2 separate regions of the Homo sapiens genome follow, and region 1 is linked to region 2. Evidence: chromatin contacts called from ENCODE Hi-C data. All regions are on one chromosome and are shown on one strand. Each heading gives the region's core, a stretch centred on a gene start or an enhancer-like site at or near the end of the contact. The rest is flanking DNA. Distances are from core to core; before and after follow the strand shown.

Evidence for each region. A loop is a pair of places that touch in the nucleus more often than their neighbours do. Pooled maps may share reads with other maps.
Region 1: a loop to region 2 is called in a pooled map, with 38 times the contacts of the local background. The contact joins the promoter of DBX1 here to the enhancer-like site in region 2. A Hi-C loop is called at or near these places in 7 of 37 single-sample maps with no recorded cell type and 10 of 50 pooled maps.

The regions. Positions count from the first base shown.
Region 1 is chr11:20,156,272-20,162,626 of GRCh38, reverse strand. It overlaps DBX1 (developing brain homeobox 1), which reads left to right and starts at 2,152. Exons shown (of 4, transcript NM_001029865.4): 1 at 2,152-2,669; 2 at 3,335-3,436; 3 at 5,388-5,590; 4 at 6,054-6,355. The coding sequence starts at 2,303. RefSeq lists enhancers at 771-1,270, 1,271-1,772, 5,158-6,355.
Region 2 is chr11:16,605,065-16,610,726 of GRCh38, reverse strand. It overlaps a transcript of SOX6 not described here. Among named protein-coding and RNA genes, the nearest start is that of C11orf58, 130 kb to the left of the region's middle. RefSeq lists enhancers at 2,604-3,103, 3,104-3,605. Within about 2 kb of position 2,931, at least 26 of the 41 ENCODE cell types and tissues checked have a DNase peak (open chromatin) inside an H3K27ac peak, as active enhancers do.

The DNA of each region.
Region 1 (6,355 bases), core at 903-3,402, 3.6 Mb before region 2:
GCGCTTCACCGGTAGGGAATCAAACATCCTGAAGCCCCCGGCGCGTCCTTCTGGGAACTGGCAATTGCCCAAGTCCTTAAGACTCGGGGAGAAAAAGGGGTGGGGGGCAGAGGGAAAGGGAGTGGGAGAAGGAGGGAGGTGGGCCTGAGGAAAAAAGTAAGGGAGAGGAAGGGAGAGAGCCAGTCTTATTGCAATGGGAAACTGTCTCATGGCAAGGTTAAAGTGCAGGTGTTCAGATAGCTTATGCTTTTCTCACCTATTTTATTGCAAACTTCAAAAAGGAACTTTTGACGTTCTTCGACAGATCTCCTTCTTCCGTTTCCAGGGGACTCCAATTAACTCCAGCAAGGCGCTTCCCATATTTAAATAGCCCCTTATTTAAAAGTTGTTTCTTTCCTGATTGGTTTTCTCCCGCTGCCCATGAGCATGAGCGGTCTTGGGCTCAGAAACTCCGCACTTACGTCATCTTCTAGCATTAATTCGCCTCTGGAGCTGGGCCCTAAATAACTTTTTAATTTGAATCAAGGGAGAGTTTTAGCCGGCTCCGTTTCTGGTTTAATGTGATATAAATCGCAGATGCACTTTTATTGAATGGTTAAAGCAGCGACATGGAGATCATCAACACAAAACACCCCGAACAAAACCATCGAGAGAAATAAAGCTGGTTAATAAGATTTTTGAGAAAGCTTTGTGTTAAAAAGCAAAAAGGAAAACCAGCTGAAGGTGACAGTTAGTTCATGGTTAATAGGATCAGGGCGGCCTGGCGGGGCTGCACACTTCTCTTTGGGGAGGTTCAGCCACACTAAAGAGATGAATGGGACATTTAACACATCTGTTATCTCGCCGAACAGAGAAATGGGGGGAATCGAGTCTTAGTACCACCTCAGCCCCAACCAGAGGAAAGCGAAGGGACTGTCTCCAGGAAGATTCTCCTTTGAAGCCCCACATTCAGGGGAGGCTTTCCCGGAGTGGACCAACATTCTTGGGAACCGCATCCCTTCCCTCTGGTTTTCACGCGTTTGTGCGTTGTAGTTAATTAAGAAGCTGCCAAACCTTGGGCCAAGTTAAGGGCCCCGCAAGTGGTAGGGTTCTCTCCAGACGACGTCTGGACCTTCGCTGCTATGGCTTAAAATGTCAGGGCTGTGAGTTTCAACTTAAACTGCCGAGAGCTCCCTGTGTTTGGAGAACGGCCAGCATAGCACTCACAGCCTTTGGATACCCTTGCCCGAGGCAGTTTCCGGTCAGCCTAAGCTCTTTGCAAGCGGAATCCTGCCGCTCGGCAGCCCAGCGCCGCTCTCCTCCGCTCCTCCCGCAAGGTGAGGTGCGGACAGCCCCTTGCAGAAACTCCTAGAGAAAATCGTTTTCCAAGTTGCTGGGAATTTGAAGGAGACTCGTTTTACTTTTCAGGTATCCACCAACGCTCAAACTCAACCAGTCTCCCGAAATGAAATAACTCCAGACCTCTCCCCACTCTTACGGACACACATCCAGTGGCCCCAAAGCATCCGTTTCCAAGTTTCCCTGAGTCGTCAGAATGGGACTTCTAACACTGATTTCACTCACCCCTACATTTGCTTTATGCTTCAGCTGGAGTAACGGATAGGGCTAGAGACCGGAAAGGGAGTATATTTTCATGTCCACTGACTTGAAACTTTTCATTGCCCTACCCCCACAAGAGGGAGGGCAACTTTGCTGATAGCCTGAAGATGTATTTCTATGAATATTTATTGATTTATTTTCCAGGCTTAGCAGGGGAGCTGCAAATAAATTTAGTGGGTTCTTTAAATAATTCCTTTTCTATGAGGCAAGATGTCATCTGAAACTTCTAAATAGGCATTTAATTAGCCCGGGTGTTGCTTCGGAACAAAAACCTTTGGCGAGAGCTTTGGGGGCGCACTGTATTGCAAAGAGGCGGTCGATATGCAAAATTGATGCGCGCGGGCCTTTGTTGCCGGCCCATTGTGCGGGCCATGCTTATGAAGACTAATCCAATCATAAATTGCACCCCTGCGCCAATCAGAGAGTCCAGAGCCTCCGGCGAATGAAGCTCGAGTGGAGAACTTTGTTGAACTTCATTGTCAGAGCTGTCACTTTTCAAAGTGCTTTAGCGGGCGGGCCACTATAAAACCATCACCTCGACGAGAGGACCACGGAGGACTCGCAGACGCCCAAGTGGGATTGTTACTTGGAGACGTTTGCTAAGCCCAAGAGAGAGGACACTGTGGGGGCGGGAGGGGCGGGAAGCGAGGCGTTTACCCTCCGGCCACTGAAAGAAGGGTTATTTCGCCCGCCCGCGCCTACCATGATGTTCCCCGGCCTCCTCGCGCCCCCCGCCGGGTACCCTAGCCTCCTGCGGCCCACGCCCACCTTGACGCTGCCCCAGTCCTTGCAGTCGGCATTTTCCGGCCACTCCAGCTTCCTGGTGGAGGATCTGATCCGCATCAGCCGACCCCCCGCCTACCTGCCCCGCAGCGTGCCCACCGCCAGCATGTCGCCGCCCAGGCAGGGGGCCCCCACGGCCCTCACCGACACGGGGGCCTCGGACCTGGGCTCCCCGGGTCCCGGCAGCCGACGGGGCGGCTCTCCGCCGACTGCCTTCTCCCCTGCCAGCGAGACGACGTTTCTGAAGTTTGGAGTGAACGCCATCCTCTCCTCGGGGCCCAGAACAGGTAAGCGAGGTCAGAACCCTAAGGGCCCATTCAGGTACTAGGCATGCGCGGAGTCATCCTGGCCTCAGTTTCCTCTAGCGAGCGGGCCCCCACACACACATCGGTGCACACACAATACGCACGAACTCTGAGACCCTACGTCAGGCAATGTGAGAATAGTCCAGTCAATTCCGGGGAAGAAAAGCCTCCAGGCTCGCCCCATCCTCGGAGTGAACTTGAGCACACGCAGTCGGAGACTGTGCGCAGTCATCTGGTGCAGTAACGCTGAGCGCACGCTCCTGGACGTCTGCGTTTCTGCCTTCGAGCTTCTAGGAGACAGTTTTTTTTTTTAAACTCAATATGATATATTTATTGGATTAGCAAATATTATAAATCTGCAATTTCTTTCCTCCCCACTCAGTCCTATCTCGTTAGTGCCTAGGATGGAGATTGGGGTAGAGTGGGACGGCGCAGAGAATTACGTTGGGGAGAAAGAAAAGAGTTTTACAGATAAGACAATGTTGGGAAGATTTATTTTACCCTGTCAACGTATAAGAAAGATGTCTTTGAAACCAGATGAAGGGCTAATTATATCGTGTGTTCAGTGTGCTATACAATAGGCAAGTACGTAATCAGATTCTTTCTGTCTCCCTCTCTCCTTCTGTCCCCCCTCCATCGCCCACCAGAAACATCCCCAGCCTTGCTCCAGAGCGTCCCTCCCAAGACCTTCGCCTTTCCCTACTTCGAAGGGTCTTTTCAGCCTTTCATCAGATCTTCTTATTTCCCAGGTAGGTCTCGTCCCCCTTCTTTGCGCGAGGCAGGGCGGCGCCCCAGCCCCGGCCCATCGCTCCCTGCTCCGAAGCCGTATTTCTCCGTCCACCCCTCGGGGTTATGCTCTGGTTCAGAGGTTGCGAGGCGTATAACATTCATGAATCCGTCGCGCCAATTTGATGCCCTATTGAGCACAAGCAGTGACTGCTTGACACTTTGCACCAATTCCCTGCTCTACAAATTAGCAGGAATTGTCATGGTCCCAATTTGAGGCGGTTCCCTTCCCGGCGAGGAGCTGTTGGCATCCCTTCACGCCGCCGTTTTCCCACAGAGTCAGTGCACTTGGCCACGATTCCCCACAAAGGTTTCAGCACCATGACCAATTGGTCAGCTCCTCCGGGCAGCCACACACAGACCGGCCCTAGTCCCTCCACGCCGCCGAGAGACACCTACCAGCCGGGGCTAATTTCTCTTTAAGACTCATTCAGGGCTTCGGGCTTTTCACAAGACCACATGGGGTGCCCTCTTGTGTGGGATGCCTAGGGTCGCCCAGGGGGAGGGGGATTAGATCCTCCCCCAATCCCAACCTATTTCCAGCCTGATTTCCAAACCCCTTCTCATACTCCTTTCCCACCCTGTATTATAAAATACCGTTGATCTTGCAAAATAAGAAGCAGTTAGAAGAAAGCCCATAATTGTGTCCCAGCCTAAAACAGCAACACCTTAGGCAGCTTCCACCAGGTTTTCTTCCTGTAACCTCACTGATGATTCAAACTATGGCTCAAAAACTCTGCCACTGGTCAAAACTAAAAAGGAGGCAGGAGAGTCCCTATACAGAGAAGAAAAACTGGGTATGGCCTGCGGGGGATGGGTAAAATCACGACAGCACTCCCAAATATCAGCAAAAGAAACAAGCAATTGATTTTTTAAAGGGGAGAGATAATTCGCCCTCCCCCCACCCCCCAGCACCACCACCACCACCACCACCACCACCACCACCACCATTCACACTGCTGCTAATAATGGAATTTGCTCCCTTTCTCCCTCATCTCAATGCTCTAACAAAAACAACCCGAGCTTTATAAATAGCTTTTCATGTCCATTTAATGAAAACGATTCGGGGAAGAGAAGCTTCTGCCATCAGTATTCTCCCAATGGTCTTGGCCTGCAGTTGTGTTTAGTTTGAAAGTGTAAATCTCTTTTGTCCCAGTAATATATGGCTTTCGCTGCTTGTCCTCAGTCTTTTTCTGTTAGTTCATTACTACACAATTACCATTCACGCTTCATTAGAGTCTCTGTTTCTTTTTGTTTTGTTTTTTTCTTTCGCTTAAAGCAAAACTCTCCCCCCTTTTATCATACCAATACCCATTGGGAAGCAGTCAATGTGCTAATTAGCTGCCACTTTTCATGTATTCGGGCCGAATTCTTTACGTTTCGTGGGGGAGGGGAGGAAGGATTAATATAAAAAAGATGAATACTTATTGGATTTTTCAAAAAATCTAAATCGGATTTTTCCCTCTTTATCAAAATAGTAAAGCACCTCATTTTCATCTAAAGAATGCAAAAGCCACTGAAATGATAAAAGCTTAGGGGAGAAACACAGTGGCCTCGGCTGGATATTTTATTTTTATTTTAGTAATTTATTTTTTCTATTGCTGTTTTAGTTGATGTACGCAGGTTTGTTTCCCTAAGTCCACTGAATGGAAAAACGAAACAGGCTATTGTGGGGGCTGTTTTCTCTGTTTCCGTGGTTTTACCTAATCCGGGTTTGCACGGTTGAAAGGGAAAGTTGTTTGGGCGGAAAGCGCCTTTCACTCTCGCAGGTTTGTAGGTTCGTGGCCTATTCTCCAGGGGGAGAAAAAGGAGCGTTTTAAAGAGATGAAGGGATCAGAGCAAAAAGCCAGGGAGAGCCGTGTTGGGACTGGGGGGCGTACGCCCACTCACTCGCCACCTCCCCCCACCCTGCAGCTTCCTCCAGCGTGGTGCCCATCCCCGGGACCTTCTCCTGGCCGCTGGCCGCGCGCGGGAAGCCTCGGCGGGGCATGCTGCGTCGAGCAGTCTTCTCCGACGTGCAGCGGAAGGCGCTGGAGAAGATGTTCCAGAAGCAGAAGTACATCAGCAAGCCCGACCGCAAGAAGCTGGCGGCCAAGCTGGGCCTGAAAGACTCGCAGGTGAGCGCATTTCCTCCACAGCACCCCCCCCGCCCCCGCCCTTCACCCCTCCCCGGCGCACCCGTCAATTGCAAGGGTTCGGAAACGGCTTAGGTCCCACTGTACAGATGGGAAAACCGAGGCCTAGAGAGGGAGTGAGTACACGGGCCACTACCCTCGAAGCTCCGCAGGATAGCCCTCTTCTCTCCCCACCCCGACTCCCCGCCTTCTCTCCCGGCCTCACCGGCCCCCAACCCCGCCCTTCGGGGCAGGGTGGCAGCGGATGAGGCAAACGGAACCGCGAGCTGAGGCGGGGGCGGAGTCAATGCGGGAATCCACCGGAACTCATTTCTGGGGGTGGGGAGAGGACACAGCCCGAAGGACAGAGCCTGCACCCGACTCCACTCCCCGCCCCCGTGCGTCCCCCGGAGCCCCTGATCTGACCTCTGCTTCTCCCTTCTTCTCGCCGGCCGGGACATTCCAGGTGAAAATCTGGTTCCAGAACCGACGCATGAAATGGCGGAACTCCAAGGAGCGCGAACTCCTGTCTAGCGGGGGCTGTCGCGAGCAGACCCTGCCCACCAAGCTCAATCCGCACCCGGACCTCAGCGACGTGGGCCAGAAGGGCCCTGGGAACGAAGAGGAGGAGGAGGGCCCGGGCAGCCCCAGCCACCGCCTGGCCTACCACGCGTCCTCCGACCCCCAGCACCTGCGGGACCCGCGGCTGCCAGGGCCGCTGCCCCCCTCGCCCGCGCACTCGAGCAGTCCCGGGAAACCTTCGGACTT
Region 2 (5,662 bases), core at 1,682-4,181:
CCAGGGCCACGTGTCACTCTTACACAGCCAGAAGTGCGGCATCGAGACCCCAAATTTTAGTTTCCTTCCTTTAGGGATGAATATTGTTACTTGCTCCGGGTTCCGCCTTATCAATATACTTTGCTATCAGTTTATTAGATAAAATCTAAAAGGGGTTCCTGCGGCTCCTTTTCGGAAGGTTCATCGCGGCCGGGTATTAGGGCCTTCAGTGGACGCCAGAGATCTTGATAATGTCTCCTTCTTTTCCTTCTTGCCTCCCGCTAGCGGCCTGCATCTGGTCGGCAGGGTCAGTCTTGCCCACCAGAACCCCGATTGCTCTGTGATTTAAAGAGACGGACGCGCTAGTATTTGGAAAGCCAAACTTGTCGCAGCAAATTGGAGGAACCCAGTCGCGCTCCAGCCTTTCCGTCCCTAATGTTTCACCTCTCTAGGTGGCTCTTCCCTGAGGACTTGGTCTTTGAGACTTAATCTACACCTGTCTCCTCTCTGCAGGCATTTAGGACAGGTCCTTCAATGATGACCTCTTTAGGCTTTGGAGAGGTTTTATGGCCCTTGTTGTTGAGTTCCAGGGCAGACAGCTGAGGAGTGCAACGCTCTGGAACAGGCCCAACGACACTCTTACACACACAGGGGAGATCTGACTCCTGTCTGGGCTAGAAACACCAGTCTGAGCTTGCCCCTTGGGCCTTAGAGGTCAAGGGGCCCGCAGGCAGTTCTGGGAGCCCTGGCCTTTAAGAGCTGCCCAGCAAGGTACCAGGGTGTACATCTTATTGGCCTCCAGGCTCTGGCCCCTAGAGACAGAATTTCCAGTCCTGAAAGTCACCATGGCTGGTGGAGACACAAGATTTCTTGCTGGGGACTAACTCCTCCCAAAAACATCAAGTCAGTTTAACTCACAGTCCCCAAGCTACCAGTCTTCAAGCATTGTATTTCCTAGTGGGCCAGGAGCATATGACTATTTCTTCTGCCCCACAGATCCTAGGAGCTCATCTTCACTCTTATCTCTTTTTTTATCTGGAGTTTGTGTGAAACCAACATGGAGTATATTTTAAAAAGGCAGTATATGATCGACAGCTCAGCTTGTTCCATCTTCTGTGCTTGCATCCTGTCTCCGTTTTCTTCAAAGATAATGTAATAGAGATGAGACTTTCTCCCCTTTGTCTTTGATCACTTCATCTGTAGGAGGTCTTCCCCATGTTGGCAACTTTAGATTGCCATGAAACTTTCTGATTTCTCCAATCAGCATTCCTGACTCCTCTTTTGGTCCATATGTCCTTTCACAAAGTCTCTTTCGATGAACTGTCTCAAAGTGGCCATCTCATATGAGTTTCTATACAGTAAGGATCTCTCCTTCACAAATCTCTGCAGGTTATGCTGGTGCTTCAGAACCTCTTTCCCAGCTTTTATCTTGATGTAGTTTTGACTTTCCACTGACCTCAGTTTCTCAAATCTAGTCTATTTCTTTGGGCCTGGGTTAAGGCAGGCCAACCTCACCTTGTGCATACTGCCTCTAGTTAGCCTTGTGCTGCTATCAAAGCTAGTTTTCTCATCTATCTTTTATATTCTGCATCTCTACTACCTGAGACCATGATTATTCCCTGTCCTGGTCCTCCAGCTTTTTTTGCACTGAGATTAAGTTTCAGGTGTCTACTTCTTTATGACATTCTATGTCCTTCAAATCTATAATCTACCCTACACATGACTCAAAGGGAATCTTTATTTAGGTTTTGTCTGGGGGTCTTTTATTAACATAATTTTCTACATCTGACTTAGGCATTTTTATATGTCATCCTGGGTGACTGAAACTGTTTTCATCTTCAACAACCTTTAAACCACCCCTCTTGAAATTGTTTCTCCAAATCTTTTCCTCTACAAAGTTGAGGTAATATACATATATCATCCACTCAATCCCATACAATGAAGACTTATCCATATAACAGTATAACAATTGTGGAATTGTTTTATTTATTGCCGTGAAAGTGTAATAATTTTTTGGTGATTTGTACATGTCCTGTTATTTATAATAATTTGAATCCATAAACTATATAATCCATATGGCCTCCAGAACACTGCCACCTACATATGTTAGGAATCTCCTGTGTGAATTGCTTTTTCTTTTTTTTTTTTCAACGCCTCCTCCTCCATCGTTTAAAATGTTTCTCTTCCCCCATTTGCTGAGATCCTACTAAGTGGTGTGTTTTCATCATCTCTGCTTCCTTCATCTCTTTCTTTTCTCTCTTTTGACTACTTCTTTTTTTCGTTTTCCTTCATCCTTCTTATTGTTCATCCTAATATCCACCCTTCTTGTCTTCTCCCTGGCCTGCCTGTCCTTCCCCTTCTCCGTTTGTCTCGTGACTCGCTTTTGTGGTCCAGTTCTATCTCTTAGTACTTCTCAACATTCAGCCCATGCCTCCTTCTGTCACCTAACTTTTCCAAAGCACAAGCTACCATTCATACATTTTCCTTTACCATTTGACTTCCTCACTTTCTCCAGTTTGCTCCTTTTTTTTCTCCCCGAGTTGCCTACCTTTTCCACGCTACAGTTTGCCTTTCTCCTGACTCCTCCTCCCAGCAGCCCTAGCCCCAATAGAGCTCTTTTGGTCGTTTTCCCCTCAGCCTGCCTCTCCCCCACCTAGTACTTGTCCCCATTCTCCTCTGACCCCGACTTTCTCTCTTCTTTGTCTCCTTCCAGTTCTCCCCTAGTAGTTGCTTCACCGTCTCTTTCCAGGCGCTTTCCCCAGTTCCAACCTCTGGTCTCGCCGATGTCTCTGCCCTCCTCTCTCTTTGCGGCTCTCTCTTGCCTTTGCCTCCCGCTCTCCCCTCCTTCTTCCCCCGGCCCGCCCTCCTCCCTCCCAGCTTCTCTGCCTGGCTCGCTGCCTCCCTCGCCTCTTGTCTCATCTTGCCTGTGTTGTCTGGGAGGGGAGCCCAGCCTCCTCTCCCTCGCTCAGATCAATGCCCTGGCCACTCACTTTCTGATGTTGCACGACGGGAAATGCTTTGAATACTTACGACATGGCCGCTCACACTGATTGCCAAGATTGACAGCACTAACCATCGCCTTCACTTGTTCCAGGGTGAAGCCCCTAGTCACCCCGCTCCGCGCGCACCTCCTGGAACCCCGGCGGCAAACTTCTGCCGCTCTGCGCTGCCCCCACCCGGGGCGGGACACCCCCGCAGACTTGAGTTAACGGGCTACGCCGGCCGCGGCGCTGGGGGGTTCTGTTCCCTTGCTCCCCGGACTGTGACAATTGACCTAGCACCGACTCCCCTTCCTTTTAATTTTTTTTATTTGTATCTTTCCCTTTTTCTTTAATGCCATTTACTCCTGCGGCGCAGCGCACAAGGAGCCCTCCCGCGCGGTACCATCCTGGAGCCCGCCCAGGTAACCGGGACGGAGCGAGCGATCTCGAGAGCGAGGGAGGCAGAGCCAGGGCGCGCGGCCCGCTGTGAGCTACCTGTTGGGGCGCCGGAGGGGGCAGGGGGCAGGAGCCCAGGGCCGGGCCGCCGTCCCCCGGCGTCTTCCGCTCCTGCCCTTCCGGGCACTCCAGGGTTAGTTTCTGTGAGCTGGGACCGAGGGGCTGGGGCAGGACAGGCAGAGGGACGAGAGCCGAGCGAGCGGAGCCCCGAGAGGGCGCGGGTGGCCGGGAGCCGCGGCTGCCGGGCCGGGGCGGGTTTGCGTACTTGGCTGGGGAGGGGAAAGGAGGAGGAGGAGCGGGAGGAGGGCGCTCCGAGGGGCCGACGCGGAGGGGGAGTGGAGGGAGAGAAAGGGGCCCGGGCGCCCGCCGCTCGCTGGTGGACGCGCTGATCCCGAGGATGCGTCCCCCTCTTGGAGAGTTGCGCCTTGTTCCGGAGTGACAGATCTGCGTGGCGGGGGTCTGTTTTTCTCCCCTTCACCTCCCCTCCAAAAAATCCACCCTGAGAAAACACATGTTGTAGCCGTAGATAACTGTGCGTAGGACATTAAGGCAAAAGGGCAGGGACAGGGACACAACGCAACCTTTGACAACAGAAAGCTGTTATCGCCATCCTAAGTATTCGTCCGGAAATCTGTCTGCCCTCTCGGCCCACCTCACTCCTCCACCTCCGCCTCCCCGCATTGGTATTCTAATCTATATAATTGGGAATGATGTGAAAAAGAAGTCAGGTGGCTTAGAGAATGAATTTGTAAGTCTCCGTGAAGTTCGAGGTAGGTATTTCATTGAAGTTCGCTCAAGTGTGTGATAGAGGAAGCTTTTGTGGCTGCGTGTGTAGTCATCCCTCCTCGTTCTGTGAAAGCAAATGCGTGTCGGCTTTGAAGGTTCAGATGGGACCGCTAGGCGGTAATGCCCTCCGTGCCCACAAGAGGGCAACATCCCGAGGGCTTTGTGAGCGCTGTATCTCTTGTTACCGCCGCAGGCTTGGGTTTAGAGAAAGTTACACTGAAACTTTTAAAAAACTGATACCACCTCTTATTTCGCGATACTAAAAAAAGAAAGATATAAAGGAAAAAAAAAAAAGAAAAAAGAGGGAAGTAAAGAGAGAAGAGAGAAAGAGAAAGGCAGGCAGCTAGCCTACCCCGGGAGAGCCCTAGTCACACCGAGACTAGGGGGAGGGCTGTTTTAATTGTGGGTTTGGCCGACTGACGACTGGAGTGCCCTCCTCGGCTGTCTTAGTTGTAGCCGGAGGTCATGTAAATCGACCTTAAAAGAATGCATAAGCCATAAATTAAAATAAACCCTCATCCAAGGGCTGATCCATACGTAGACAATATCCAACCTGGACAAAACGGGCTTCCCTTGCGAGCCGACCTAAACCGCATCCCCCAAAGAATAGAGACTAAATGCAAAGTAAGTTTCCTAGCAAATATTTTGTTTTCTTGAAAAGTGTTGGGTTGATTCGCTGTGTGACTGAGACGCCACAGTGTTCGGAGCGCTTCAGTGTCACCCAGGCTCTGGGTGCGGGAGGTCGGGAGGACCCGCTGAGCTTCTGGGCTTCTTAATGCTACCCCCACCCCACCCCCATTTCGGTTTGGAAACTTAGGCTGTTTGTGGGGTTGACACTGGTTGAGGGCGGGCGGGAGTCGAGGATCTCCGCCGCTCTCTCGCCGGGATAAAGTTTACTCGGAGGAGTTCATGAAGAAAACCCGGGTCGCTAGAAAACGCTTGCGCTCCCTCCTCCCACCCTCACCCCACCGCCGCTCCGCCGCAACTTTTTCGGGACACCGCTCGAGTTGCCTCCAGCTCCCTCCGCTTGTCGCCCTTCCTTCCCCCTCCCCCCGTTTTTGGACAGTACTTTTTAATGATCTTTTCAGGAATAAACAAACCGAATTCCAAGCCCATCCGAAATCCAAGGCTGACTGATCTGTGGTCCTCTTTACCCTGGCCGCGAGGGCAGTGGTGCCTGACCTGGCGGGAGCGGGGGCGAGGGGTAGTTCAGCCCCGCCGGGCGCGGACTTCGCCAGGGAGTCACCCGGCCGAGCGCACGGTCGCCGGCACGTTTCTTCCCCGCCCCGCGTCCCTGAGCCCAGCCGGCGCCCTCCGTCCTTCTCGGCGCCCTGCCGGGGCCCCGCCACCCGCCGTTCCTCTGCAGCCGGGGCCGCGGTCCGCTGCTCCCGGGCTCGGCCCAGGGCAGGGGGCGGTGCTGCCACCCGCCCCGGGACCCAGCCCGAGCCCGGCCGCTCCCG